Linked DNA regions of Homo sapiens: all the other regions are linked to region 7. A link is a contact called in ENCODE Hi-C or POLR2A ChIA-PET data. All regions are on one chromosome and are shown on one strand. Each heading gives the region's core, a stretch centred on a gene start or an enhancer-like site at or near the end of the contact. The rest is flanking DNA. Distances are from core to core; before and after follow the strand shown.

Region 1 (3,829 bases), core at 17-2,516, 420 kb after region 7:
AGGGGAATTTGGGCACGGTTCCAGGCCCCACTTGTTCCCTTGTCTTGAGCATCCTTGCAGTGATCCTTACAGTGATTTGGACTTGCCAGAGTTGCATCGGGATTGGCAGGAGAGTGCCCAGGGCTGCAGCGATGCATGTGGAGCACTGTGAGTGGAACTGGAGTTGGTCTGGCAGGCCTGGTTCAAAGTGCAGAGGTGAGAGGCAGCATCAAAATCATGTAGGAATCCCCTAAGCATTGACATACGTTGTCCCACCCAGCATCTCTGCAGGTAGAGCCCAGGCAAGCATAGAGCTGCAGGGGATGTGTTAATATTGTCAGTCCTGGAGTGTGAGGACATGGCTAGGAAGGTTTAGGGATTGGGCATTGCAGATCCTGCAGCCTCAGCTGCTAGAAGAGGCCCCAGAAGGTGGTCACCATTGTCTGGAGTCTTCTTCTGCCTTTAAGGTCAGAGCAGCTGGGGGAACTTTCCCAATCCTAGTCTCACCAGGCTTCTTCACCACCTAGGTTGAGCAGATAAGAATCCAGGCTCCTGGTGACCTTCATTCATTCAACATATAATTACCAAGGGCTTTGCATGTGCCAGGCACTGTGTTAGGCACTGGGGAGACAGTGCTGAGCAAGAAAGATGTCATGTCTGCTTCATGAAGCTTAACCCTAGCAGAGGGACCCTAAAAAGATATATAAGTAGTCATTACTTTTACCTGAATAACTAGACGAAGTGCAACACCATCATCCTCCAAGGTCTTGGCCAGGCACAAATCTCTTGACACCTTTTCTAAAGGAATTCAGACTTAGTTTGTAGATGGAAATGTATGTGTAGAGTCAAAGGGAGTTGAAAGACCATCTGGTACCCCTGCCTCTAGCTCACAGATGAGTACATTGACATACAGAGCCATGAGGAAACTTGCCATGGTCACATGGCTTATTGGGCCCACAAATAGATTTGAGAATGTATTCCCAACCACATACAAGATGCAAATGTGTATCCTAACATACTCTAATTATAAAACATGCATAATTATATTAGTGAATAGCAGGAAGTATAGGGGTAGAAAGTCCCAAATCACAGTAACCGTATTTTTGATTTTGGAATGCATTTCTGCATAACATATGAACCTGAATACGCCTGAAGTCCTGGGAATTCCCTTCAAACAAAGTGATGAAACTGCACAATAATGACCTGACTCAAGAGTTGCCGGGAAGCTGTCCAATATTTCCACGCTGGCTCTTGCTCAATTCTTCTGTGAAGTCTGTGCCTTCCGGTGAAAGTAGATTTCTAGGTCTTAGAGAATGATAGAAGGCCTCTCCTCTGCCCCACCTCTTTCATGCCTTTCATGTAGGCAAAGTAGACAGGGAGGGTGTTTTCTCCCAATCAAGCTATAATCAAACTGACTTAGAAGAAGCTATTAATGGTGAGTATCTGGATTGTTGCCAAAACAAGTATCTATTGTACTTTGTGAGGACTTCACCTCCTGTCCAGGAGGCCTGATTTTATCGGGCAGTCTGGGAAATCCCTTGGAGAGCTGGTCTGCTGCTTACAATAGAAAATTTCATAACGCTTCCCCTTGATGGTTTCCAGAGACCACACATTACTCTGGGTAGTTCTATAAACATACGTTTTTAAAGATGATTTAAGCTGAGCATTGGCAGGCCTGTTTGAAGGTTATTTTAATGGTAGTAGTAGAATTGGAAGATGTATTAATAACAATCCCAGTGAAGCTGATGCTGATGGGAATGATTTAAACATTTAAATTGTTTAGGTTGTAAGAAAATGTGTATTTTAAAAAATGTGTGAATTTGGTTGATTTCACTCTGTAGTCACCCTCTGGCTCAGTCTAATAGGGCAACCTGACCTCACAGCTTCACTCCATCGAAAGTGATTCTGACCCTGATGAAAATGAGGTTCTTGGAACAGGATGATCTGACGGGACAAGTTAGGCTTCTATTCCCTGTGTTATCTGGAATCCCATTGGTTGCTCAGATACTTCACTGGCATTAAGGGAATTCACTTAAGCAAGCCAGCCTCTTACTGTTTTTTCTTCCCAATCTCTTAGGGACCAGTTGGTGATCAAGAGGGTGTGGCCATAAACTTTTGCATGAGAGCAGCTTCTCCATTGGGTACTATTTACTCCCTTGCTTGCGTCCACGTTGCTTAATGGCAAATAGCTACACTGAAAAGAATCTTGCAGCAAAGGCAGGGGCGCACAAACTCCAATTAGAAATATGAAAGATTTTTAAATGGGTAAAAAGGATCACTGAGTGTCTTGTCTAGGGGTCATGTCTAACTTTCATTGTCTCTGAGCTATTTTACAACTCTGTAAGTTATGGAAAACTGATCATGCAAAATATTCTTATCCATAGAAAGGAAAGCAGTGAATTGTGTCTGCTGAAATGCAATTGATTATTGCTCTGAGGATATTCATCAGTTTTTCACCTATTCATTTCAGCATTCCTGCATATATATGTGCTTCTTCTTGGAACCAGCTGTAACATCTTACTGCTTCCTCATTAGCTAGAGTCAAATAAATAAAACCTTATTTATAAATATAAATATAAAATGAATAAATGAATAACATTTATTCATTTTATATTTGTCTGAGTGTCACAATTTAAACTACCCAAAAATATTAGTGTTTAAAGTATGTGTAAGCTGTGTCTCATGCAATACAGCTGCGGAAATATTTTTTAATATGGATTGTGATGATTATGAAGTAGGAAGTTGTAGCAAGTTCACCTCTATAAACCACCTAAAATGATGGTAGAGAACACTCAGTAAAATAACTGAAATATTTAATAAAAAGGGTCTGTCAAGCCTTGGACTCCAACATACAGAGAAAGTGGGTGAAGTATTTGTGTCAGGGGATCAAGAGGGTGGACCCCTCACTCTGGTGGGAGCTTCTGGTCATCACTTCCATGTCGTAACCACACCCAGTTGAGTGAAAACGAGACAGCCCGACATGAGGCAGCCGTAGGACCCACTTCCTGTTATTATGTGATGATTAACTGGTGCCTGCCTAAGATCCCAAAGCTACAAAAGGCCTGTCATGCTACCCAGAGGAGGCTCCTTTGTTGGTCAAAAATAAATAAGCCAAGACCCAGTGTAGAGAGAGGTAGAGGTAGCATGATGACCTGACAGGGTATAGTTTCCTTTCTTCCCTGTCATCTCATCTCTACATTTACCAGTACTATAAAAATGAGGAGGAGAAGAAGTGCAACATGCACACAACCTAGAGATGCTATAAGCTATTGCATTTATTTTTGGTTTGTTCTTACCTGACTTTCAGAAAAATCTATTCACTATGGGGAAAATTGAAGAATTGTCACTTTCAAGTTTAATGTTAATCCAAAGCAGACATTATTCTTTACACAAAAGAAAAAGGATTACCAAACTGTAGGATCCTATTTTCATTTAAATATATATATATATACACACACATATATATACACATATATACACATATATATACATATATACACATATATATACATATATACACATATATATATATACATATATACACACATATATATGTAATGTCTGGCAGAATATATGCAAAAAATTATCTTGGTAAATTGCAGGCAATTTTTTATTGATTTTATTTTTTGCTAACTGATTTTTTAAAATTTCTTGTAATAGATCTGAATTATAAAATGAGGAAAAAATTAAAAACAGATAAACTTAATTTAATCCTCAAGTCTATTAGGTAGGGTCTTTAAGTTAACAAGAAAGAGACCTACATGGGTTACCTTCATGGATGGGCTTTAAAAAAAAAATAGAAAACTGAAAACCCAAAAGGGACATCACAGCAATTTGTGTTATCAGCTGA
Region 2 (3,874 bases), core at 901-3,400, 380 kb after region 7:
TGATAGAGTTAATTTCCCATTTACTATGAGCAGGGAGTTTTCTTCTAAAATATGATCAACTTGGCGGTGCTAGTGTATAAGTTTAATAATATTTTTGGTAACTAGAAAGGAGGAAATAACCCATGAGTCATGAAAAACCTGAAAAGACTATTCTGATGTTTGTTTATCTTGAACTAAATTTGCAGGGAAATAAAATCACTCTAGCAGCTAAAACTGCACACTCACATTCTTTTGTATGAATTAATTATACTTAACTGCTCTGTAATGTCCTGATTAATTATTTCCTGTTCCAGTCAGTTCATTGTGCATTTTGATACAAAACCTGCATTATGATGAGGATCTTGGATCTATTTCTCATCTTGCAAATGGCCCCTGTAGAGCTGATCTGAATGACTAGCTTCAAAGGAAGGCTACATCTTCATCAGCACCCCAGGAGAGCTGTGTCGGACACAGGCGGTGACAACGGAACTGTATTTTTGGCCCAGGGCATGGAATCACCACTTATGCATGAGGAGCAATGAGCTGGGGCATTTAACACTGCACAGCTTGTGAGAAATATGACTCTCCACCCTGCACAAACTCTGGTGACTTGTCTCCCACCAACAGACTGTCATGTGTATGGAGGTACGGGGCTCTCAAGAGCAAGGTGAACATTGCTAGGTAAGTCCTGAAGACAGGAGAAGCCAACTGTATCTGTTTCCGATTGTTGAGAGGGGGGTAAAAACAATGCAAATTCATTATCTGGCAGTTCTGTATGTCAGAAGTCCTAAAATCAAGACATCAGAAGGGCTGTGTCTCTTCTGGAGGCCCTAGAGGAAAATCTATATCCTTGCCTTTTCCAGCTTCTAGAGGCTGCCACGTTCCTTGGCTCACGGCCCCTTCTTCCATCTTCAGAGCCAGCAGAATAGCATCTTCAAACCTCTGACCTCTATATCCACCCTCACATATCATTCTTTCATTCTTCTAACTCCTTCTTTCCCTTATAAGGATGCTTGAGATTACATTGGGTCCAAATAATCCACAATCATCTCCCCATCTCAAGACATGATTAATCTAATGACATCTGCAAGATCCTTTTGCCATGTAAGGTTCATATTAAGATGTGGAGGTCTTTAGGGGGCTGTTATTCTGCGACCACACTGAGTATCCAGATTGAGGAGGGAACAGTGAAGATCAGGCCAGAGCCTAGGCACCTGCCCCCACAGTAGTAGGGTAGTGTTTAGTCAGGCCTTCACAGCACCAGCAGAGTGGGGCAGGAAGTCTGTAGGTGTGAGTTCTAATCCTAGCAAAATGACTTACACAATGGCCAAAGCTACCCTGTGTTTTACCTGGTTACAGGCAGATTTGCATTCAGCATTCCCTAAAACCATAAAGCTGTTACTGACAATCCATGATACCAAATTAGCTTGTAAGTCTGGGTAGGACTGAGGACAGCAGGAAGGTGCCACCAAGAACCTGAACAATGAGTTGCCCCTGTTAATTTTAAATTCTTAAAATCAACACAAACATTGATTTTATAAAGTTGTGTGGTCAATAGGCTAATCCCAGGCTCCAGTTAGCATTCACACATTGAAAAGAAGAGTGTTACTGAGGGTTTTTGGGCTCTCAGTGCACTAATTGACATGAAGCCAAAAGAGTTTTCTCAGACAAGACTTCATTGGAGTTTGTGTCTGGACATAAGGGTGGCAGCACAGGAGAGAAAATTCTTTGGCTCTCCAAGATGATTGGGCTTTTTTATTAGGCAAAACACAGGAATTGACATCAGGAATAGAGTATGCAGGCTGTACTTGGAAGGGCAAAGCACTGAGGGGTAGGGTATACAGGTCAGCATATTTGGTTTCAGAGGTTATCTTGAGTAATGGGCCTCCCAATGGTCTGACCAGTAGCAACAAGGCTGTAAATAAGTTGTTCAGCATTCCTTTCTGAGGTGAAACATTACACAACCTTGGTTTGTATATCTGGATTTCCTAAGGCCAGTCCTAGACATCTTTAAGTAAAAGGCAGGGTTAAACCTAATGATGTCAGTGAGGTAATGGTGTAGGGCTTGTGATCAGTGGGAATGCATGAAAGAATGCTCTAGTGGAAATGACCTGAAGCTGTTAGACTAGGTAGGTAGGCAGACATGAGCAGGGCAGGAGAGGCCCCCACCCCAAGGAATGTCAGGTGATCACCAGGTGATGGTCAGGCAGTTGGTGCCAGGAAAAGACAGTCTCCCGATAGAAAATACCTGATGCTCACAATCAGCAGCTTCCTGCTAAGATCTCACAAGTTGGTCAAGTGGGCTCAAGCATGTGCACTAAGAGGCACAATGGCAGAATTTAACTGGTCTATGATCTTCCTCTAGGAATGCTCAGCTGCTAAGGGAAAAAACACTTCGAGTGGGCATGTCAGTAAACACACTGCAGGTGCGGCACCTCCCAAGTGCTGACAGGCCTCTGCATAGGCAGACAGCCCAACCCAAGGGAAAAATCAAGGGAGGAGAAATGAAAACCCTGGAACCATGTCAATGTATGAAACCCCAAGTCAGGGCCAAACATGGAACTTGGACCCCTCAAGTTACCCACTTGGCCCTCTTCCAAGTGTACTTTACTTCCTTTGGTTCCTGCCCTCAAACTCTTTAATAAACTTGCACTCCTACTATAAAACTTGCCTCAGTCTCTCCCTCTGCCTTAAACCTACTTCTGCCCCTTGGCCAAATTCTTTCCTCTGAGGAGGCAAGGATCGAGTTTGCTGCAGAGCAGTCAGATTCACCACCAGTAACAAAGCCAAGCCTTGTTCCTACTCTGTCTCAAGAGTATGAGAATCAGGAGAGTGAATGAGCTTTGGCACAGAGAGGCACAAAGAGGTTCCCATGGGCAGAGACCCCACATTGCCCCTTTCCCCGACAAGCCCCCTGAGCCTGTCCCCAGCAGGCGGCGAATACATCAGACACAGAACCTGAGGTCTGTAAATCTTCAGGTGGTGTAATAACTGCTCTTTCCTCTGATTTCAGGCTCGCAACGAAACCCTGGGATAATTGGGCTTCCCAGGGAGCCCCTCACACAGGAGGGGATGGGCTGTCAATCTCTGGTCTACTTGACAGATAGACTCTGTTTCTCATAGAAAATTAACAAGCCAGCATGCTGGCTTGCATATATTCATGTGTTGGGAGTTTAGTTAGTATGAGTCAGCACCTCAAAGCTGTCAATCTCTGGTCTGCATGACAGATATACTCTAATTTCTCATGAAAATTCACAAACAGCTATGCAGATTTATATTTATTAATGCCTTATGAGTTTAGTTAGCATGAGTTGGTATCAACTCTGATTAGCTTAGAGGTCTCTGTAAGACCTGAGCTGCAATGAGTTCCCCAAGATTCTCCTCTGGCCAAAAAAGTCCAACCCTGCCCCATGCCCCACCTTATTTCCCAGCCCTCATTCTGGGCCATTTTCTTGCACATCTCCAGGGGCCCATTGACAGAATATGATGTAAGAGGCGCCCCCTGGAGTTGTGCCACCCTGCAGCCCTGCCCTGAATAACTCCACAGGGCTCCACTTAAATTCTGCTTCCTTTGCAGGCACCTGCAGAGTGAAGAGCCCCCCCGACAGAGTTATTTGGCTTCCTTGTTTTATGCTCTAAGTATCCTGCACTTTCCTTTCTTGCACTTTTCACCCTCGTTTGCCATCTATCTGCCCCATCTTGAAGGGGGCCAAGTTGGTTTTACTGACTCTTAGATGCCCAATGATTATCATAGTATCTGGGACAAAGTAAGTACTCAATAAATATCTGCTGAACAAATAGATAAATGGACGCTGCCCTGACCTCCCCTTTTACCTCTTTTTCAATGACTAGAGAGTGGAGAATGGATCCTAACACAACAAAAGATTCAGGAGCC
Region 3 (4,007 bases), core at 1,308-3,807, 310 kb after region 7:
AGCCTAAGGGTCAACATGGGCAAAATCTGTCCTATGAACTGCTTTGGTAAATAAAGTTGTACTGGAACACAGCCCTACTCATTAGTTTACCTTGTCTGTGACTCTTTCATGCTATAATGTCAGAGTCAGGGAGTTGCAAGAGACCTCACGGACTGAAAAAATATTTACCATCTCTTCTCTTTTACAGAAAAAGTTTGCTAACCCCTGTGATAGCCTATTTAAATTGCAAGTTGAATAATATTATTGTCCTGCTCAAAACTCACTCAGCGTTAAAGTCTTCTAAGGCCCTGTGTGAACTGAACTTCCCCATCCCCGCCTCCCTTCCCGCCCCTGCCCCTTGATCTCTCTGATCTCATCTGCTGCTGTTCTCCTCTTTCTCACTTTGGGCTGGCCACACTGACCACTCCCCGATCCCCGATCTTCCTGTAAAAACCAGGCATGCTCCTGTTGCAGGGCCTTGCATGGGCCTTCCCCTCTGCCTGAAACGATCTCTACATTGACATCTGCCTGGCTTGCCCACCCTTTACTCACTTTATACTCAAATGCTATCATCTAGTGAGCTTTCTCTGACCACCTTATTTAAAACAGCACCCCCTCACTGCTTTACTTTTCTCCACAGCATCTAACACCATTTAATACCATATTTTCCTTATTTATTGTGTCTGTTGTCTCTCCCCATCTCACCACTAAAATGTAAGCTCCATGAGGGCGAGGGTTTTGCCTGTTTTGTTTTCCTGATATGCCCACGGTGTATAGGCATGCTCCAGGTGTTTAATAAATGAATAAATCCTTTGAAGCAATAATGCTACAGCAGAGGTAAAATGTATCAGTGTCTCAGCAAGAGTCTCCACAAACAGTTGTGCTTAGGATAGTCACTAGGAGCCGTAGGCAGAAATGACCTGTGGACTTATAAAGGCATTTTATCTTCCACTCTCCCACTTCCCTTTTTTCATTTCGTGTCTTACCATATCACCGGTGTCATCATGCTATTCCTTAAGTCTGTGGCTTTAGTTTCTACAACATTTCAGAACTTACTCTTTCCTCTTCGACCTGTCGTTATTAAAACACATCTGTTTGGCTTTTTGGCTCCCATTACCAAAAGAGGACCCTGGCGCATTCTCTTCTAAGTTGATAGACTCATTAAAGCCCAAATATTAATGAATGATAATGTCTCTACCTTGTGGAAAATAATTTGCATTTAAACAACTTTCAATGCCTAAGTCCAAAGAGATAAGTGATTGTGAGAATTTCCAGCAGGCAGTTGTCCTGGACCAGCCGGGGTAGTTGTCGAGAGGTCCCTGAAGCAAAATCCAATCACAGCCCATGGACAGCTGTCCACTCTGTCTCTGCAGGGTGGGTTCAGGCATGTATGACACCCTCAGAGTGTGCATGCACACAGATATGCAGGTGCCAATTAGGGACACTGAGACCATCTTAACTTCCATGGAAAAAAGCTGTCACTTGTGATATGCATGCCACTTACATATATTCTTTCCCTTAGCACTTTGATACCTTTTTGTCTAGCTTACAGTCCCACTAGCACAAAGCATTTCTTGGAAGAAAAATGAGGCCAGATAGGCATAAGGCTCAGACCCTGATAGGGTTTGGCTGTGTCCCACCCAGATCTCATCTTGTAATCCCCATAATCCCCACATGTCTAGGGAGAGACCTGGTGGGAGGTGATTGGATCATGGGAGTGGTTTCTCCATGATTTCTCATGATAATGAGTTAGTTCTCACAAGATTTGATGGTTTTATAAGAGGCTCTTCCCTCTTCACTACTCACTTTTGCCTCTCTCGCCTGCTGCCATGTTAGATGTGCCTCTACCCTTTCTGCCATGATTGTAAGTTTCCTGAGGCCTCCCCAGCCATGCAGAACTGCGAGTTAATTAAACCTCTTTTCTTTATAAATTACCCAGTCTTGGGTATGTCTTTATAGCAGTGTGAAAATGGACTAATAGACCCCAAAAAGGCAGGCAGGATACAGATTATTAGAGCGCAAATCACAGGATTCTATTGGCCTTCTGGGGCCATACCACACTCCAAACCACACTGAGAGCTCTGAAAGTGGAGAGGAGGAAAAGATTAAAAAGTACAACTTTTTCACATAAAAACCACAAAAAATAATCCTGATTCACAGACTGTACTGTGCAAGAAACCAGTGGGTTTTCTCAGGCAATTCAGTACTATCAGACAAAATTAAGAGAATTATCCAAACTACTGAAGAAGTGGAGTTCATCGGTTAGGTCTGACTGATTTGTCTATCAGGAGCCCAATGCAGCACTTATGCAAGCCTTATGTAGAGAATGCTACTTTCGAGGACAGGGTAGGTTAGGATGAGCTCTTTACTTTAGTGTGCCAGAAACAGCTCCAGGTGGTCTAGCCCAGGTGGCTGTCACAAATGAACATATCATTTTCTTTTGAATTATGAGAGAGTATGACTCATTTCTCCCCTCTGCACACACTGCTTCATAGGACCCACTGAATTTGCCACCTGGTGAAATGGTTATTGATCTGTCGTTCCTCTAGGGGATCCCCCAGTTTCATTTCCTTCATTCTCCAGACAGAGAGACACAATTGTGTAACCATATGGACACTTTCTGCATTTTATCAAAATGGCATCTTGTAAATGGAAACTCACAAGAGATTAGCACAGATGTCAGACACAAAGTACTTTGATGGACACACAAAAAGGGCATTTTGTAAACTACAGTGAAACCAGTTTCTTAAAGTATTTCTAAACTCACCAAAACTATAGAATTAAAGAGATCCTCAAGCCACTTTGAAGTACACATTGGTTTCTATCAGAACAAAGGTAGAATATGTGCTGCTTTAACAGGAGATGTTAGAGAACCTGCTGTCCACATGAGAGGCTTCACTTGTAGCTGACTTGCTTCTGTCTCCTGGGTGCTGCACAACACCGACTGGCACTTGTGACCTGAAGCTAATATAAAACACCCAGGAGGCCAGGATACAACTTGGGTTCACAGGGATTCTCCACTCTACTACAGGTGGATTCCTCCTGACCAAGCAAAGGTGACAGAGGAACTGGTGATACTTTTACCAAGATAAATCATGTGACAGGCAGGCCACTTGTCTTCTGAGGTCAGACACTAAGTCAGTGGCTCACAAACTTTAGCATGCCCCAGAATCACCTGGAACACTCGATAAAACACAGATTGCTGGGCCCCACTCCAGTGTGTCTCCTTTAGTAGGTTTAGGGCTGGGCCCAAGAATTTGCATTTCCAAGTTTCTCAGTGCTGCAGATGCTGTAAACCCCAGTAGCATCCTTTGAGAACCACCCCTCTAAGTTCAGTGTTGATATAACATTTTTCTTTCTTGCTACCATTGCGGTTCCCAGGGCTTGTGGTTGCGGAAGAGATGAGGGAAGTTGCAGCTCCTGCAGCAGCAGTTAGCGTGTGGGAGCGGTCAAACCCAGGGGCTGTTCAAGATGGATTAGTGAGGTGGGCGGGGCCTGGAATCGGGCAATCTTTCTCATGATTCCAGACATGTCTGTCTGTCTTGTCTGACAGTTTGAACCTAGTTTATCCATTTTGCTTTTAAGGCCCCCCTAAAGATAGTTTGAGTCCATTGGCCCACACCCATAGCAATGAGATCAGTATTAGAGAAAAGAAGGTTGGCAGATGGACTCAGAGAGGCTCACGTAGTAGCATCAATAAACAAACTTCATGAGGTGCAGTTTCTCAAGTGGTTTTGCACAAGTGGTCATAGCAGGGCAGGGAAGGGTGCACCTAGAGAGCCCTGTGTAGGCAGAAAACAGTTTTCTCAGCAGACATTCCTGGCGGCTTCTGGTGGAGGATTCATTTGAAATTGTCAGTCTGAAATGCAGACAGCTACTCTGCAGCTCATTTCAGAGAACACCCATGTGCTCTAGCCTTCATTTTCTTTTTCCTACAAATCTTGTCCCTCTAAGGATACAAAAGGCAGTCTTTGGAGATCTACTTCTTTCTATACCTTGGCCCCAGAGAGGAATTACGGTGCAGTAAA
Region 4 (3,672 bases), core at 173-2,672, 350 kb after region 7:
AAAAATTTAAACCCTGGAAATGTATTTATGGCATGGAGTCAGATGTTTCAGGGAGAGAAGAACAAATCAAGAAGCATTGCAAGTATGCTCATATGGAATGCTTAAGGCTTGTGGTTAAAAAATATATATATATGGCTGTCAATGTCTTAGGCTCATGGTAGCAGCAGAAATCGTAATAATTCTTTTGTCACATGGGTTATATCCATATTGGAGAGAATTAACTCAGGTGAAATTAACTTGTACACTGTTTGGTTTTATAATATTTAGAGGGATCACAACTGACTGATGTCCCTTTGAAGTACCATTCTTCATAAATCTTTTTTTTTCAGAATGGGCCAGCCAACTGTGACATCCCTTGGATCGGAGATTTAGAACTAGAAAGTATTCTTTCTACATTATTAGGGAAGAAAAGGAGTTACTTGGCGGTTAGCAATATTCTATTTTGTTTTGTTTTGTTTTTAGAGACAGGGTCTCATTATGTTGACCAGGCTGGCCTCGAGCTCCTGGGCTCAAGCAATGCTCCCACCTCAGCCTCCCAAGTAGCTGGGACTACAGGCATGTGCCACTACACCTGGCAGTGTTTATTCTGATAAATACATTTATGAGCTCAAAAATGTAACTCTAAAACCTTATCTCTGAACTTCCATATTACCATCAGAAATTTAGATAGTTGTTTAGTTCTCTTTTTCTTTGTAGAACATAGATATAAGGCATGGTTTCATTGAAGTCAGTTGTATATACATGTAACTATCCTGATGTTCCCAAATAAAGCTCTGTATTTCTGCTTAGTTTATTGGGGAGGCTGCTAAATGTAGTGCATCCCAACCCATTTTACCCTGTTCTACTTTAAAAAGAGGTTGGCTTCTTGTTTGGATACAAGGACCAAGTCACTCCCCCAGGTTCCTCCACAGTAAGGGAGGCCTATTTAAAGCCGCCCATGGCACTAACAGAAACTGGACTCCTATGAGCTCAGATACATAACTGGGCCTCACAGGGGTGGGACAGTATGTAGTCTAGGAATTGGAAGGATCCATTCCATATCAAAGAACTGAAGCATCGTGTTGCCCTCTCAGCAGCAAGAGTAAGGTGATGCCCCTGTCAGTTATAGTTCCTGAGTTCCTCTGTCTTTGATTCTTTGCCTATTAGCCAGCTAGCTCACCCTCTTGTTTATGCCACTGTTTTTTATCCTATTCATGCCTTCTCACAGACAACTTTTCTTACCTACAGCTTTGGACTCATCCTTGTCTCCTTTCTGTTTCTTTTTCACTTTCCCTTCCCATCACCAACTTTCTGGGTTTTTTTCTGTTTCTTCTTAGAGTCCAGTGGCAGGGAGAAACTTGTCAGTCCAGTCTGTTGCCATTTTTCCTGTTTGAGAAAGACTCACCAGCTTTTGGCTGGCTCACAGATTGGCTTTCCTTGGGTCAGGACCCACCCTTTTCCCTGCCAGCTTTGGAAGCTTGACAGAATTCGAGTGTGCAGTGGTGGTAAATAAATAGTAAGGAACACAGAGCAGTCCTGGAGGCGTGCCTCCATCTGCTGATGAGAAAATCCAGTGCTGTCATCCAGCCCAGGTCCCAGCGGAATGGGCCTCTCTGTTCAGTAGGATCCCCCTCCTGCTGAGTGGTTCATGGCATGTTTCTGTTCAACGCTTTTCCATCTGTAGGATTCTTATTCTGTATTTATTTGTTTTTTTGGGTTTTTTTATTTTTTGAGATGGAGTCTCGCTCTGTCGCCCAGGCTGGAGTGCAGTGGCACGACCCCAGCTCGCTGCAGCCTCTGCCTCCCAGGACGAGGGAGATCCTCCCACCTCAGCCTTCCACGTAGCTGGGACTACAGGCATGCACCACAGGCATGCACCACCACGCCAGCTAATTTTTGTATTTTTGGTAGAGACAGGGTTGCATCATGTTGCCCAGGCTGGTCTTGAATGCCTGAGCTCAAGCAATCTATTTGCCTTGGCCTCCCAAAGTGCTGGGATTACAGGCATGAGCCACCACGGCCAGCCTTCTCATTTGTTTTTTTTATAAGGAAGCTATCTCTTCTTCCCTCCCCAACTAGGGTATTCTTTTTCCCTTTCGTCACTTTGCTCATGTACTGTATTCCTTCAACTTCATTAATGAATCCATTTGGAAGCAGTGAAAAAGGCAACTCAGAAAGCTAAGAAGAAATAGATAGAGGAATACTCAGAGCTATCTGAGTATTTTCTTTAGTTTGTTAGCTCTTTGGAGCTTTGAAACTGGAAAGACCCAGGGAGTGATGTGGAGAAAGAGACTGAGCTTGTAAGACACAGGAGCAGTGAGCTAAGGGAGATGGAGTAGTGGGGACAAATTCTGGCACATTCTGTCTACACTCTGGGTAGATAGAGGAGGGAGGATGGAGCACCCATGGTGGGGGTATGTTGGTGACAGCATTTTCCCACCAGCCAGTGTAACAAGTGGCTGATTTGGGGGAAAGATGGCATAAACAAATGAGAGAATGTGTTTACTATTTGATGTAGATGGGTTATTTGCTTCATTTTTCAAATCAGTGTATATAATCAAGAATATTCAGCATGTTTGAATAGACTGTCAGAGCTGGAACTCTTTCATTAACATCTCTGGCACCTTTAGTTTTAGCCCTGAACATTTTATCTTAAAATTAAACATTACCAAATGCCTTAGTTTATTTCATTTATTAAATTTATATTCTTATTTGTTATTTATATCAGCTTCCAATCAGAAGACTATACAACCTCCTAGGGTAAGTTAAAGTTTATTAAATGAATTGTGAATGATCATTTGAGGGATTAGACTGAGGAACTTGGTAATTGAGATATTTTGCTATCTGTTTTGTCTCACGTCAAATTAAGAGAATGTTGAAGTCATTGCATGACCTTTGCATGAATGGGTCCAGTTCTATTTTAAAACCTGTGTTTGGTCATTTTAGTGTCAATGGGATGGAATAAATGATTTCTTAAGATTGTACTGACTTCTCACACCCAAAACTGGAAAGTAGGAATAATGGCTATATTATCTCTGCAATCAGAAGGAAGCTGATTCCAATATATCACCTCACCTGTTGGATTCATTGGATGTGCATACACAGAATGACAATTTCAGGCTTAAAAATGAGGAGAAATCTATACTAAGTTGACATCACTGATAATTATAATCTATAAAATAAATGTAAATATTGCTGAAAACATCTGTTCGGAGTTATGATTCGATCCTCTCCCATACAAATGTTTTATAAACATTTTTTCCCTTAAAACTGTGCTTAAGGTTTCATTGTACCTTAGATACCTTATTAAGCCATCTGAGGAAATTGCAAGAAAGGAGTAATTTTAGGAGGGCATAAATGAAGAGAAAAGCATATTTATAAACATAGACTTATCACAGTGACAGGCCCAAGAGGTATGTTGTGGACATAAGCTCTGGAAAGGATTATATTGTACTTAGCTTCCTATAACGGAGTGATGATAGATGTATCTGGAATGCCAAAGAGAGTCTTCTGTCTGTGGCCGGAGGTAGAGGTCACATATGCTTCTAAGTCTGACAAGCCTCATTGTGCCTAAAGGGCAGGTGGGGCGGGTATGTGTGTCTACCACAGGGGTATATTCTAGAAAGATTGGTGCCATAGCTATGTTGGTCACAAGAGGCCAGCAACTTAACTGGACCTGTGAATCCTAACACA
Region 5 (3,692 bases), core at 1,193-3,692, 280 kb after region 7:
TGGTACACCAGCGGTACACAGGAAGACACCCCTCCCAGGAAACAATACCTCTGCCTCTGACACTTCCGGGAGCCTTGTAGCCACAGGAATCAACACATGTCTCTGCAACACTTCAAATTAACTCAGGCCTCAACAAGGCAGAGAGGGGTGTAGCCATACAGGCATGATCAGGGCCAGCTTATCACCATTCACTGGGAGACTGGCTGGAATGTGGATGTGCCGAGTGAAAAGTCAAATGTCTGCCTAATAGCAGAGCCCTCCACTCTGAAACACAAATGGCCCACTACATTCCTCACTCATAATTTTTAAAAATTTTTTAAAAAAATCTTTTACCCTAATGTCCAGTAGGCTATTGAACACTAGCTATCAATTTTTTGCCCTATGCCCTACAGTTAAAAATAAATGGCCAGGCAGGGTGGCTCACACCTGTAATCCCAGCACTTTGGGAGGCTGAGGCGGGCAGATCACAAGGTCAGGAGATCGAGACCATCCTGGCCAACATGGTGAAACCCCGTCTCTACTAAAAATACAAAAATTAGCTGGGTATGGTGGCATGCCTGTAGTTCCAGCTACTTAGGAGGCTGAGGCAGGAGAATTGCTTGAACCCGGGAGACAGGTTGCAGTGAGCTGAGATCATGCCACTGCACTCCAGCCTGGGTGACAGAACGAGACTCCATCACAAAATAAACAAATAAATAAATGTGTGTGCATAAATATGTACACACATATACATATGTATATTTTATATACACAAGTATTTGTATATCTAAAACCAGTTTCACAAAACAGTACCCTCATTACATGCATAGCTCAAATTTTTTAATTTCTTTATAATCTAGTTATCTTAATAACTTTTTAAAATGCTGGTTTTGACCTAGAGATTTTTAACCTTGTGTGTGTGTGTATATGTGTTTGTGTGTGTGTGTGTATCTGTTTGTGTGTATGTGTGTGTGTGTATGCATGTGTGCACGTGCCATTTCTACCCCATGTGATGAAGCCTATGGATCCTTTCTTGTAGTGTTTTTAAATGCATAAAGCAAAACTCTTAGGCTTACAAAGGAAATCAATGATATTGAAATACAATTCTATCCTTGGGCCTCTTGTGGGGAAAGGGCAGTGTCCACAGACCCAGGTTAAGAATCTCTGCATGGGTAAATTGATTTCCCAGCTGACTGCTGAGCCACAACCTGCAGTTTGGAAAATAAGGCTGTACAAAGCCTCAGAACATTTTGTTGTAGTTAAGTATTTCAGATGCTTATTATCCTGTCACGGTTTTAACCCTCTTTTCCCTCCCTTTCCCCATGCTCCCTCTATCCAGTCACCCACACCCCACCACATGCACATGCATGTGTACTCACTTACATGCATGCACATATATGTTGCCACATATCCACATACACATAGGCACACACATGCACAGGCACACACATGCAGATCTTAGGTCACATATCTGGAATGAGATGAGGCACTAGACCACTGGGTCCAGCCCCTCCTGTGACCCCAGTCCCACTCCCTGACTGCCTCTGTGTCACAGCTCCTCTGGCTCCTGCCTCAGAACTACTCTAGTGGCTCATTATCTCTGCAGGGCAGCGCTCACCATCACGACTTTCTTGTTTTCTTTCACAGCATTGTGAGCCAATAGGTGCATTCTGCCTCAGAATAGTGGTGGAGACTGGTGGTGGCACAGCCCAGAGCTCTTGACGTTTATTTTCTCAGGCTTCAGTGAACCTTCTGTGGCAGGTGTTTCCTTTTGATAGGCGGCAGTTCCTCCCTGGGTCACTCCAGCCTGCAGCTGAAGCCCTCACTTAGCTCACTGTGGCTGTACTGAACACACCACCTCCCAACATGGAGCAGCCTAGCCAGGGGGTGCGGGAAGGAAAGATGGTTGCTGCCACAAATGAATGACTCAGCTACCTTCTCCAATGGTTTGATATTGACGTTTCCTCCTGTCATAGCAAAAATGCCCAGGTGAACTGTTTTCTCCATCGCATGTAGAAAGATGATGGTTGTCTGAACTGGTTCCAGGTAATGGACAGTGGTAAGCGCTCCCTTCTCTTATAGTATGTTATGGATTGAAGTGTGTCTCCCCACAAAAAGATATTACTGGAGTCCTAACCCTGAATATTTCAGAATGTGACCTTATTTGGAGATAGTGTGTTTACTGAGGTAATCAAATTTAAATGAGGTCATTACAGTCTCTAATCCAATAAGACTAGTGTCTTATAACAGAAACGAACGCTTACAGAGGGAAGACAATGTAAAGAGACACATGGAGAAGATGGCTGTATTTCCATTCTCATGCTGCTATAAGGACATACCCAAGACTGGGTAATTTATAAAGGCAAGAGGTTTAATTAACTCACAGTTCAGCATGGCTGGGGAGGCCTCAGGAAACTTAGAATCACGGCAGAAGGGGAAGCAAACACGTCCTTCTTCAAGTGGTGGCAGGAAGAGAACTGAGTGAGTAAAATGAGGAAAGTCCCCTTATCAGATCTCCTGAGAACTCACTCACTTTCACGAGAACAGCGTGAAGGTAACTGCCCCCATGATTCAATTACCTCCCCCGGGTCCCTTCCATGACACGTGGAGATTATGGGAACTACAATTCAAGATGGGGTTTGGGTGAGGACACAGCCAAACCATATCAACAGCCATCTGTAAGCCAAGGAGAGAGGCCTGGAACAGATACTTCCCTCGCAGCTCCCAGAAGGAGCCAATCCTGCCGACACCTTGATTTCAGACTTCTGGCCTCCAGATTGTGAGACAAGAACAGCAACTCGGCCTGTGTTCTCTGCCCTTGAGGTTGAAACAGGGAGCAGAAGGTTTTTTTTCCCCTCTGTGTTGCAGCATGGAGTTCTGAATGACAGATGAGGGGTTGATCACCCTCCACACCCATGCTAAGCCTTATGGCTTCACGGGGTTCAGGCTTCCTGTGTTCAGTCTTCTGTGTTGCCAGAAAAATTTGCATACTCCCATGGACAAAGAAAGCAGCAGAGGAGAAAGAAGAGCTTTCATTCACTTCCTCTTTGGGGTGAGAGCAAGTCTGAATGCTCTAGAATTGATTCTATTAGAAAAACTCTCTGACCCCAAATATGAATATTTTCACCACACCCAATACTCATAATTTTAAAAATAGATCTTTTGAGTTTCATCCTGACTAGTAACCTAAAGATCACTGACTTCTGATTTATTTTTTTATCATGCTCTACAGTTAGAAATGCAAACATATAGACTAGAGAGGGCCACAGAGGTGTTTGATCCCATCACTTCATGTAGGTAGGAAGATGTTGAACCCCTGAGAGGGGTCGGAACTTGTCCAAGATCACACAGCAGGCAGAGTACATCAGGACCTCAAACCCATATCTTCTGCCCTCTCCTCCTAAGGTCTCCATCACTAACACCCTGTCACGGTCCATCCTGCTAAGGAAGTCTCTACTATAAAATCCCATACCTTGAAAATTAATTGTTTTTCCACTCACACGTTACCACCCTTCCCTCCTGCAAACATTTGGAAGTTGAAAGGTCGCACAGCCTTCATGAAATTAACCAGAAGAATTGAAAGGAAGCTGATGACAAAAGTACTTCAAAATCTGTTTTTCATGAAAACAGCTTTTTCTTTTCCCCCTCAGATCAAACTGAATTTTTCTTTTTATTTTTGCGGTATTCTTCTAATTGTGCCTTTTTAAATGTGT
Region 6 (4,119 bases), core at 1,579-4,078, 400 kb after region 7:
GACCACAAAATGCTTCTTTCAACACAGACCCTGGGAATCCCCTCTTTAACTACAATCTCTCCTGGCCTGGTTCCCTGGCTCTGACAAGCCCACTGCTTCCTTACTTATAGAGGAAGAGAGTCATAGAGTCCTAGTGGTGGACGGACCATTTGAGAGCATCCTGCTCAGGGTATTTAGCCTAGGAATGCTTTCCGCAAATGAATCATACATGGAAGTCCCATAAGAAAGAACGGAGCTGCTCTGACTGAAGCATATATGTAGACTTCAAACCACTGATTTCAGCCTATGTTCTGGTTTTATACATCACCTGGGATTTTGAATACATTGGCTTAATAGCCCTAGGCTTTAATTCCTAATAGCGAATAGGGGGGTCTCTGTCCCTGCGAAATCCCCCTTCACTGCCACCTCTTCCCGAATCTTCCTGGAAGGCTCCAGAGAATTTCTCACCTATGATCATGAATGAAATTGGCCAGCTCCCCACACAGCACCATCTCCCGGCCTTTGTCACCCTCTCGACTCCATGCAGGGTGGAGTCTATGCTCCTAAATCCAACAGGCATTGCTACTGCTTTTGCTGGGCACGTCTGCTGCCACCCTCTGCAGTGAGTATCCCTGCTACGGCCGTGGAGATGGGGAGGCTCTGTCTAAGGTTGACCTCCTTCTTTTATGCATTACATCCTGTTAAAAGGGCACTAAAGCCAGAATCATCATGAAAATAAACTTTTTGTATTGGCTCACAGGCTTTTCTCTCCCTGTGACAGCATAATTGAGTCAGTCCGGCTGGGATGAGGACCAATCTGTGTCACTGAGGACTGTGGCTTTGGTCCTAGATCAGGTTTGTGGGCTGGATTCTTTCTGCTTTCCAAAATGAGTTCCATCTGAAGGCTCTTCAGTGTCTCAGGCAAATTATTTCTTCTGGCAGTTCACTAGATGCATTGAATGGCAGCGGTCCATAAGCTCAGTCATCAACTGGGCCATCTCCTTTCATCCTTAGCCAGGGACCCCTCTCTACTCACCTCTGCCCCCAAACACAGAGTAGGAAAACAAGGTTTGTAAGAAACTTTTAAAGTCTGAGATCTCTTGATTTGTCTCTCTTCAAGGGAAAACACATTTCTAAAAAGTGATCATTTGTATTTATCACAGCAATGAGAACTGAAACCTAAGCAATTAATTTAAAATTTTGATCAAGCAAACCAATTATACCGTGTGATCTAGAGACAGAACAAGGATATAACTAGTCACTAGGATAAAAAGTCACACCACACACACACACACACACACACACACACACATTTCCCTAAACCACAGAGGGACCTTTCCTCATTCCCATTTTTTCCCCTTAGGATTGGTTTAAAGCTTTGCTACTCAAAGTGTTGTCCACAAACCAGCAACATCAGCATCACTTGGGAGCTGGTTAGAAAGGCAGACCTTCAGTCAGACCCCACTCCAGAACCCCTGGATCTGAACTTGCATTTTAAAAATGTAGGGGCTAGACACAGTGACTCATGCCTGTAATCCCAGCATGTTGGGAGGCCGAGGCGGGTTGATCACTTGAGGTCACCAGTTCAAGACCAACCTGACCAACATGGTGAAACCCCGTCTCTATGAAAAATGCAAAACAAAACAAAAAAACATTAGCTGGGCATGGTGGCATGCGCCTGTAGTCCCAGCTACTTGGGAGGCTGAGGCTGGAGAATAGCTTGAACCTGAGAGGCAGAGCTTGCAGTGAGCCAAGATCATGCCACTGCACTCCAGCCTGGGTGACAGAGCAAGACTCCATCTCAAAAAAACAAATAACAAAAACAAACAAAAAAAAGTAGGAGGTTCATACCTACATTCCAGTTGTGAAGCACTGCTCTAGATTTTATCAACCACTTACAGATAGAGACAATATGTTTCTGAGCCTTTGCTGTTCACATGTGGATGAGGTAAAGGAAGAAACAAGTCTTGGGGAAGTTGGAGGAGGATCAAGATAAAAAGTGCTAAAGAAGGATGCTGGGAATGTTCGAAGGAAAAAACCTTCATACTTCTCAGTTTTGCCAAAAATTGGCTCTGGGCACCAGCTTTTATAGTTGAAGCCAAGAGAAACATCATCCAACTGTATAATTTCAAATAGGAACTGTGGTGTTTTCTCCAATTCCACTGCTAGGCTCAGATCAGGGCCAGCGGCCCAGCAGACCAGGACCTCAATTTCCCCTTTCCTGACAGATGACAGTCCCAGAAGCTCTGTTTAAGAATTTAGGAACTGGCTTGAGAAAGAAGATATAGTCACCATTGCTTTTTCCCTTGACTGCAATCAGTAAATGCTCTGACAATGTTGAAGACATGTTGCTGGGGGAAGAAAATCCTAACATTAGTAAGTCACAATGATATATCCGGAGATTTTTTTCTGTTTAATCCTTCTTATGCTAGGGCATTTAGATATCTGCGGAACAGAAGTAGGAAAGTACCTGGCTTTGCAAAGTAATGCTGTTTTATTTGCAGAAGACGGTGAAGCTTAGCAACTACAGTGTCTAAAAACAGACACCACTTCCCTGGACTCAGATCTCACATTCCTGGGCATCCTGTCCTACTGATGAATTTCTCACTGGGAGAGCACCAGATAATGGCATTGCAGGAACAGGGGTGAAACCTGCACCAACACGCCTTTCCTGTGCCTTCTCCAGCTTACACTTTGTCCAGTGATGAAATCAGTCAGGGATGGAAGTGCAGCTGCACATGCACCCTGTGCTCACACCCTGCTCTGGGTAAATACCACTGCCCCAGATCATTTTCTTTTCCACTGAAAGAATCTTATCTTGGTGACCCAGGAAATCCAGGGCTTGCAGCCAGATACGGTGCTGTGGGTGTGGTGCCTCCGCTTGGCCAAACAGCCGCATATAACAACACAGAATTAGAAGTGGAGTCAGGGCAATGCGTCTCACTCGCCACTCTTTTATCTCTGGAGACAGGTTGCTATTAATCACTCCGACCACATCTATCAGGCTTCTCTGATTTGGCCACGGCTCATAGTCACAGAGGCACAACCAGGGTCTCCTGATAAATCAAATCCAACAGTTCTATGATAAGGACGACACAGGTGAATGAAGGGCAAAAGCATAGTCGTAGCCACGAGTCCATGCTATTAAAAAACTGGAGGAAGAAAATTTCTGCGCACTGTTAACCAAGTGCCAGAGACTATTAATTATTCTGTCTCTTTCTCTCTCTCATTTCTATCTTATTCTTTTTATCTCTCTATATACGTAAAAAATATATATATATATATTTTTTTGAGCCAAGGTCTGGCTCTATTGTCCAGGCTGGAGTGCAGTGGCACAATCTCGGTTCACTGCAACCTCTACCTCCTGGACTCAAGCCATCCTCCCGTCTCAGCCTTTTGAATAGCTGGGACTGCAGGTGTGCATCACCATACCTCACCTATTTTTGTATTTTTTGTAGAAACGGGGCTTTGCCATGTTGCTGAGGCTGGTCTCAAACTGCTGAGCTCAAGCGATCTGCTCCCCTCAGCCTCCCAAAGTGCTGAGATTAGAGACAGGAGCCACTGCACCAGGCCTTCTGTATATAATCTTATTAAACCTCCACCACAACCCTATGAAGAAGCCAGCATTATTCCTGTTTTAAGATGAGGAGACTGAAGCTCAGTGAAGTTAAGAAATGTGCCCAAGATCCTGGGCGCGGTGGCTCACGTCTGTAATCCCAGCACTTTGGGAGGCCGAGAAGGGTGGATCATGAGGTCAGGAGATCGAGACCATCCTGTCTAACACGGTGAAACCCCGTCTCTACTAAAAATACAAAAAATTAGCCTGGCGTGGTATTGGGCGCCTGCAGTCCCAGCTACTCGGGAGGCTGAGGCAGGAGAATGGCGTGAACCCGGGAGGCAGAGCTTGCAGTGAGCCGAGATCGCGCCACTGCACTCCAGCCTGGGCAACAGAGCGAGATTCCGTCACAAAAAAAAAAAAAAAAAAAAAAAAAAAAAAAAAAAAGAAAGAAAGAAAAAAAGAAATGTGCCCAAGGTCACACAGTTAGTAAGTAATGAAGCCAGTATAGGATGATAGCAGAAAGAATTAGAATAGAGAGGAAGATTGCATGGTAGGAAACTGAGTCTGGGGGGCAAAGAGAA
Region 7 (3,844 bases), core at 1,141-3,640:
TGACCTATTGAGCTCCTTCCACCACCTCTGAACTGGGTAATTCTCTGAGCTACTTGGCCCTATACCACACCTCTTAGGTACTAAAGGCAGAACTGACCATAACAATATCAGGTGGAAGAGGTTTTGTGACTTCTGGATGCCCTATTCTGTTTGTCAAAGGCTTATGTTCATGAGAGGCTAGGAAAAAACACTCAAGTGCTTGAGCTAAAGCCACTGTCTTCCTTGGGCCCCTTCTGATTCTCTGGCCTATCTGGGGCCATGCCTTGAATGCTGGCAGATATTGATCCAGCTTTTACTTTAAGTTCCTGTCGCAGTGTTGAGTGGTGGCTGAAACAATGGCAGCCACTAATGTTGATAGCTAAGCACTTACACTGGAAGGGTAGGGACTCCAGGTCTGTGTTCCTCCAGGTGGAACCTGGAATGGCTCTAATGAGCAGGACTGTCATGTAAAAGTTGCAAAAGTTGTCCAGTGTACAATACTCTGAAGCACCACCCTCACCATTTGTTGTAGACAATTTTCAATTTTCAGATGGCAAAAGACTATATGAAAAAATGAATACCCTTTTAAAATTTCTCGGTCCCATATAGGATAGGTCATCAAGTTACCAAGGGTGGCATGAGGTCACTGTTCCAGTGGGCTGGAAGAATCTGTTGTGCCTGGTATCATTGGTTTGAGACTGAGCCCATTCACTAACTTTGTTTTTCTTACCTCTGTCTCCAGAAGAGATTTCTAATCTGACAAACCAGGTTAGAGAAGGGACCAAGAACTTAACTGAAATGGAAAAGGTCAAGAAACTAATTGAAGAAGAGAAGACAGAAGTCCAGGTGACACTGGAAGAAACAGAGGTATTATCACCAGGGAGAAAAGAAAGTTTTCACTGTGACAAGGCAGAAGATCTGCATTCAGCAATAACAGCAGCACCAACAAAAGGACACGTATTCAAATGTTTATTTACTATATGCTAGGCACTCTGCCAAATGCATAATTTTAATATAATCACCGTAGGAAACTACTGTCCCCATTTTATAAAAGAGGAAATTGAGACTCAGAGAGCAGGATACACAACAGTGAATGCAAATCTCCTGATTGTAGTAAAAACAGGAACTATCTATCTTGTTCACCAGTTTATCCCCAGTGCCCAGACCCTCACTACTCAACATGTGGCCCATGGACATCGCTTGGGAGGCTGTTAGAAATTCAGAATCTCAGCCCTCTGCCCATCTCTGTTGAATCAGGATCTGCATTTTAACAAGATCCCTTGGTGGTTCATATGCACATTAATATTTGAGAAGCACTGGCCTAGAACATTGCCTGGCATGTAGTAGAGGCTCAGTAAATATTTGTCAAATGTTGAATGAATAAATATTCTCATAGCTGCCCCCTCTTTAAAGAGTCAGTCACAAAAGCTTTTCAATTTTTTTTCCCCAAAAACTTTCGGTAGTTTCAGAAATAAGATTCAAAGTGATGTTGTCAAACATTTGTTTCTGAAAGCTCATCTTTGTGCAGATTGACAGGAGGGTTTTCAGTGTTATGGATTCACAGTTCAGGAAAAGTCTCTGGCTGTATCTCTGGGTGTGCATTAGCAATTGAAAGGACCTCTAAGAAGACATTTCGCCAAAGAAGGTAAACTAACAAGGAAGTCATCTTATCATGATTCTTAGGTGGTTAAGAAGCCCTGTGCAGCCTCTTCTCAGAGCTGAACTTCATCTTCCTGACTCAGCCTTTGAACAAGTATTCAGACACATTAAAATACAGCCCTGATCCTCCCACCAGTAGAAAAAGAAAAAAGATTTTTGAAAGGTGTGGCAGTCAGTGTTAGGCAGGGGTCTCTTGGAAGGTATGGCGATGGAAAACAAGACCCCAAAGGACCACTCTGTGCCAAGCATTGTCTGTTAAATTTACCTCACCGTTGTGATTCCAGAAGAAACTTCCAAGCAAATGTGTCCATATTACCCTCTGTATAGAGTTGTCAGGCAGCAGCTCTCACCCTGTTATACATAAATGTTTCCTGAGGCTATCTAACTTTATACAGACTCCTTTTCGTTGGCAGTGTGGTGCCCTGTAGCACAGCTGGTCCTTACACAGTTGGTGAACTTTGTTTTGTTTACTCGTTCCCTTTGGTTCTCTGGCTATCCTGGCAAGGGACTTTTTGAAGCCACCACCTTAACTGAAAGAAGTAAATTTTATGATAGAAATTTCAAGTACTATGACAAGCCAATGAAAAATACAACTGGCACGGGCCATTTATGTCCTGTATAACACAGAGGCATCTTTGTGTATTCAGTCGATCATCACGTGGGTCAAGGGTGAGAATGACAGGAAGGCCATAATGCTCAAACCACTTAGTACCACTAGATGGCAACACATTCTATTCGCATTTTCTCCACTTCTGTCCTCAGCCACATCCATAAATACTTCATCAACTTGGACATGTATTTGTAACATTGCGTTATTTATTTTCCTGGGTGAGCCTTTATGAGAAACTTTATCAGATTTTTTTAAAGCCATAAAACTCACATTATCCCAGGTCATGTTCCCTAAAGATTCACTTTCTCAGTGCATTTTAGAGGGTTAGAGGTGACAGTTTCCTCTTGAAGGAACTACTACACTATTCCCTCTGAGGAAATTGTTATCCAAGCATTTGTTTTTGAGTGTGCGTTAGCAATTTTATTTTCTTTTATATTGAAGGTAGTATCAAGATAACATCAAGGGAGGTCTTATTAAAATTCCCATCATCTTTTTATTTTTATTTTAAAATTGCAACTCAGTTTTACTTTTTTACATTTTGTCATATCTGCTAAGCACGCCTCAAAAGAGGCTATGAAAAAATTACTTCTGCCCTTAGGACTGCCTGTAGCTAACTGACCACAAAATTGCATCACCCCTTATGCCCTTATATCCTTGGTATTCTGTAAGTGTTTTTTGGATTTCTTCTTTTATATACATTTTTAGCTTCAGGACGGGTTTTAAAGATTTAGCCAAACCTATGCTTTTAGAATTGAATTGCCTTTATAACATCCCTGCAAATAATTGCCTTAACTATATTTGAATACACAAAGGGGCAAGGAATCTTCTGCCTGTCAAAGAAATTCATTTGCAGTAGTGGTACCAATTATGGTGTTAATGGCTCACACTGAGTGTTACATGTCAGGTACATTGTAAATTCCTTTATTTGTTCTTCATATGACAATATTTGGACACTACCCTGTTGTTTGTTCTCTGAATACATCCAACTTTTCCTCTATCCCCTCGTGATGTCCAGAATTTAATAGAAGATTCCAGGTAGGAGTTATCACCTTCCTTGTTCTAGCTCTGATACTTTTTAAAATTTATCCCAAAGTTGGAATATGTTAGAAAAAGTCAAGGGTAATACATTAAAAAGTTTAAATATAGTCACAGACAAGAGTGAAATTTTCTATTTTAAAATAGGCTTTAAAATTCTAGTTCTGGAGCTACAGCTGAAAGACCTAAGAATGTCAAATCTATAAGTGAAATGACAAATGAAAGCAGTTGCTTGTCTCACTGTGTTGCAATCTCTAGGGACCTGGCTTGAACCTATATCTCTCCCAGTAACTCTAAGAGAGCTACATTAGCGACATATGTTTTGGGTAAAAAATACAATTTTGTCTAAAAGTGGACTTCATTTAATGCTTTTTATTTATGTATTCCAGGGAGCCCTGGAACGTAATGAAAGCAAGATTCTTCATTTCCAGCTTGAACTCTTGGAAGCTAAAGCAGAACTTGAAAGAAAGCTTTCAGAGAAAGATGAAGAAATAGAAAATTTTAGGTATTTAAGATGATTTTGATGTGTAACAATTATGTATTTCTGAATCCTTGACTAAA

Evidence for each region. A loop is a pair of places that touch in the nucleus more often than their neighbours do. ChIA-PET counts read pairs that join two places held with the same protein, here RNA polymerase II (POLR2A). Pooled maps may share reads with other maps.
Region 1: a loop to region 7 is called in a map of PC-9, with 4 times the contacts of the local background. The contact joins two enhancer-like sites. A Hi-C loop is called at or near these places in 1 of 168 maps with a recorded cell type or tissue (PC-9) and 6 of 50 pooled maps. POLR2A ChIA-PET finds 5 or more read pairs at or near these places in 2 of 52 experiments (MCF 10A and OCI-LY7).
Region 2: a loop to region 7 is called in a pooled map, with 2.0 times the contacts of the local background. The contact joins two enhancer-like sites. A Hi-C loop is called at or near these places in 2 of 168 maps with a recorded cell type or tissue (CD4-positive, alpha-beta T cell and mammary epithelial cell), 1 of 37 single-sample maps with no recorded cell type and 3 of 50 pooled maps. POLR2A ChIA-PET finds 5 or more read pairs at or near these places in 1 of 52 experiments (OCI-LY7).
Region 3: a loop to region 7 is called in a pooled map, with 5 times the contacts of the local background. The contact joins two enhancer-like sites. A Hi-C loop is called at or near these places in 6 of 168 maps with a recorded cell type or tissue (B cell, CD14-positive monocyte, PC-3 and 3 more), 3 of 37 single-sample maps with no recorded cell type and 13 of 50 pooled maps. POLR2A ChIA-PET finds 5 or more read pairs at or near these places in 2 of 52 experiments (BJ and activated CD8-positive, alpha-beta memory T cell).
Region 4: a map of naive thymus-derived CD4-positive, alpha-beta T cell shows a loop between it and region 7 (3-fold over the local background). The contact joins two enhancer-like sites. A Hi-C loop is called at or near these places in 8 of 168 maps with a recorded cell type or tissue (B cell, CD4-positive, alpha-beta T cell, CD8-positive, alpha-beta T cell and 4 more), 5 of 37 single-sample maps with no recorded cell type and 11 of 50 pooled maps.
Region 5: a map of B cell shows a loop between it and region 7 (14-fold over the local background). The contact joins the promoter of LINC01215 here to the enhancer-like site in region 7. A Hi-C loop is called at or near these places in 1 of 168 maps with a recorded cell type or tissue (B cell), 13 of 37 single-sample maps with no recorded cell type and 11 of 50 pooled maps. POLR2A ChIA-PET finds 5 or more read pairs at or near these places in 2 of 52 experiments (BJ and activated naive CD8-positive, alpha-beta T cell).
Region 6: a loop to region 7 is called in a map of PC-9, with 4 times the contacts of the local background. The contact joins two enhancer-like sites. A Hi-C loop is called at or near these places in 1 of 168 maps with a recorded cell type or tissue (PC-9) and 1 of 50 pooled maps. POLR2A ChIA-PET finds 5 or more read pairs at or near these places in 4 of 52 experiments (B cell, MCF 10A, OCI-LY7 and 1 more).

What each region holds. Positions count from the first base shown.
Region 1 is chr3:107,984,833-107,988,661 of GRCh38, reverse strand. No RefSeq gene overlaps it. Among named protein-coding and RNA genes, the nearest start is that of LINC00636, 100 kb to the right of the region's middle. RefSeq lists an enhancer at 2,870-2,929. Within about 2 kb of position 1,266, at least 23 of the 41 ENCODE cell types and tissues checked have a DNase peak (open chromatin) inside an H3K27ac peak, as active enhancers do.
Region 2 is chr3:108,020,979-108,024,852 of GRCh38, reverse strand. No RefSeq gene overlaps it. Among named protein-coding and RNA genes, the nearest start is that of CD47, 68 kb to the left of the region's middle. Within about 2 kb of position 2,150, at least 3 of the 41 ENCODE cell types and tissues checked have a DNase peak (open chromatin) inside an H3K27ac peak, as active enhancers do.
Region 3 is chr3:108,099,586-108,103,592 of GRCh38, reverse strand. The region is part of intron 1 of LOC105374031 (a long non-coding RNA gene); the gene reads right to left. Among named protein-coding and RNA genes, the nearest start is that of CD47, 11 kb to the right of the region's middle. RefSeq lists an enhancer at 2,158-2,227 and a silencer at 3,308-3,377. Within about 2 kb of position 2,557, at least 4 of the 41 ENCODE cell types and tissues checked have a DNase peak (open chromatin) inside an H3K27ac peak, as active enhancers do; they include B cell, where a contact is called at or near this core.
Region 4 is chr3:108,051,006-108,054,677 of GRCh38, reverse strand. CD47 (CD47 molecule) reads left to right here. Exons shown (of 11, transcript NM_001777.4): 8 at 2,708-2,739. Among named protein-coding and RNA genes, the nearest start is that of CD47, 38 kb to the left of the region's middle. Within about 2 kb of position 1,422, at least 2 of the 41 ENCODE cell types and tissues checked have a DNase peak (open chromatin) inside an H3K27ac peak, as active enhancers do.
Region 5 is chr3:108,123,814-108,127,505 of GRCh38, reverse strand. It overlaps LINC01215 (long intergenic non-protein coding RNA 1215), which reads right to left and starts at 2,442. Exons shown (of 2, transcript NR_110030.1): 1 at 2,364-2,442. RefSeq lists enhancers at 1,430-1,529, 2,030-2,109, 2,330-2,379, 2,660-2,799, 2,870-2,919 and 2 more.
Region 6 is chr3:108,005,045-108,009,163 of GRCh38, reverse strand. No RefSeq gene overlaps it. Among named protein-coding and RNA genes, the nearest start is that of CD47, 84 kb to the left of the region's middle. Within about 2 kb of position 2,828, at least 8 of the 41 ENCODE cell types and tissues checked have a DNase peak (open chromatin) inside an H3K27ac peak, as active enhancers do.
Region 7 is chr3:108,405,282-108,409,125 of GRCh38, reverse strand. It overlaps MYH15 (myosin heavy chain 15), which reads left to right. Exons shown (of 41, transcript NM_014981.3): 32 at 722-846; 33 at 3,673-3,788. Among named protein-coding and RNA genes, the nearest start is that of MYH15, 100 kb to the left of the region's middle. RefSeq lists enhancers at 2,080-2,139, 2,200-2,299. Within about 2 kb of position 2,390, at least 3 of the 41 ENCODE cell types and tissues checked have a DNase peak (open chromatin) inside an H3K27ac peak, as active enhancers do; they include B cell, where a contact is called at or near this core.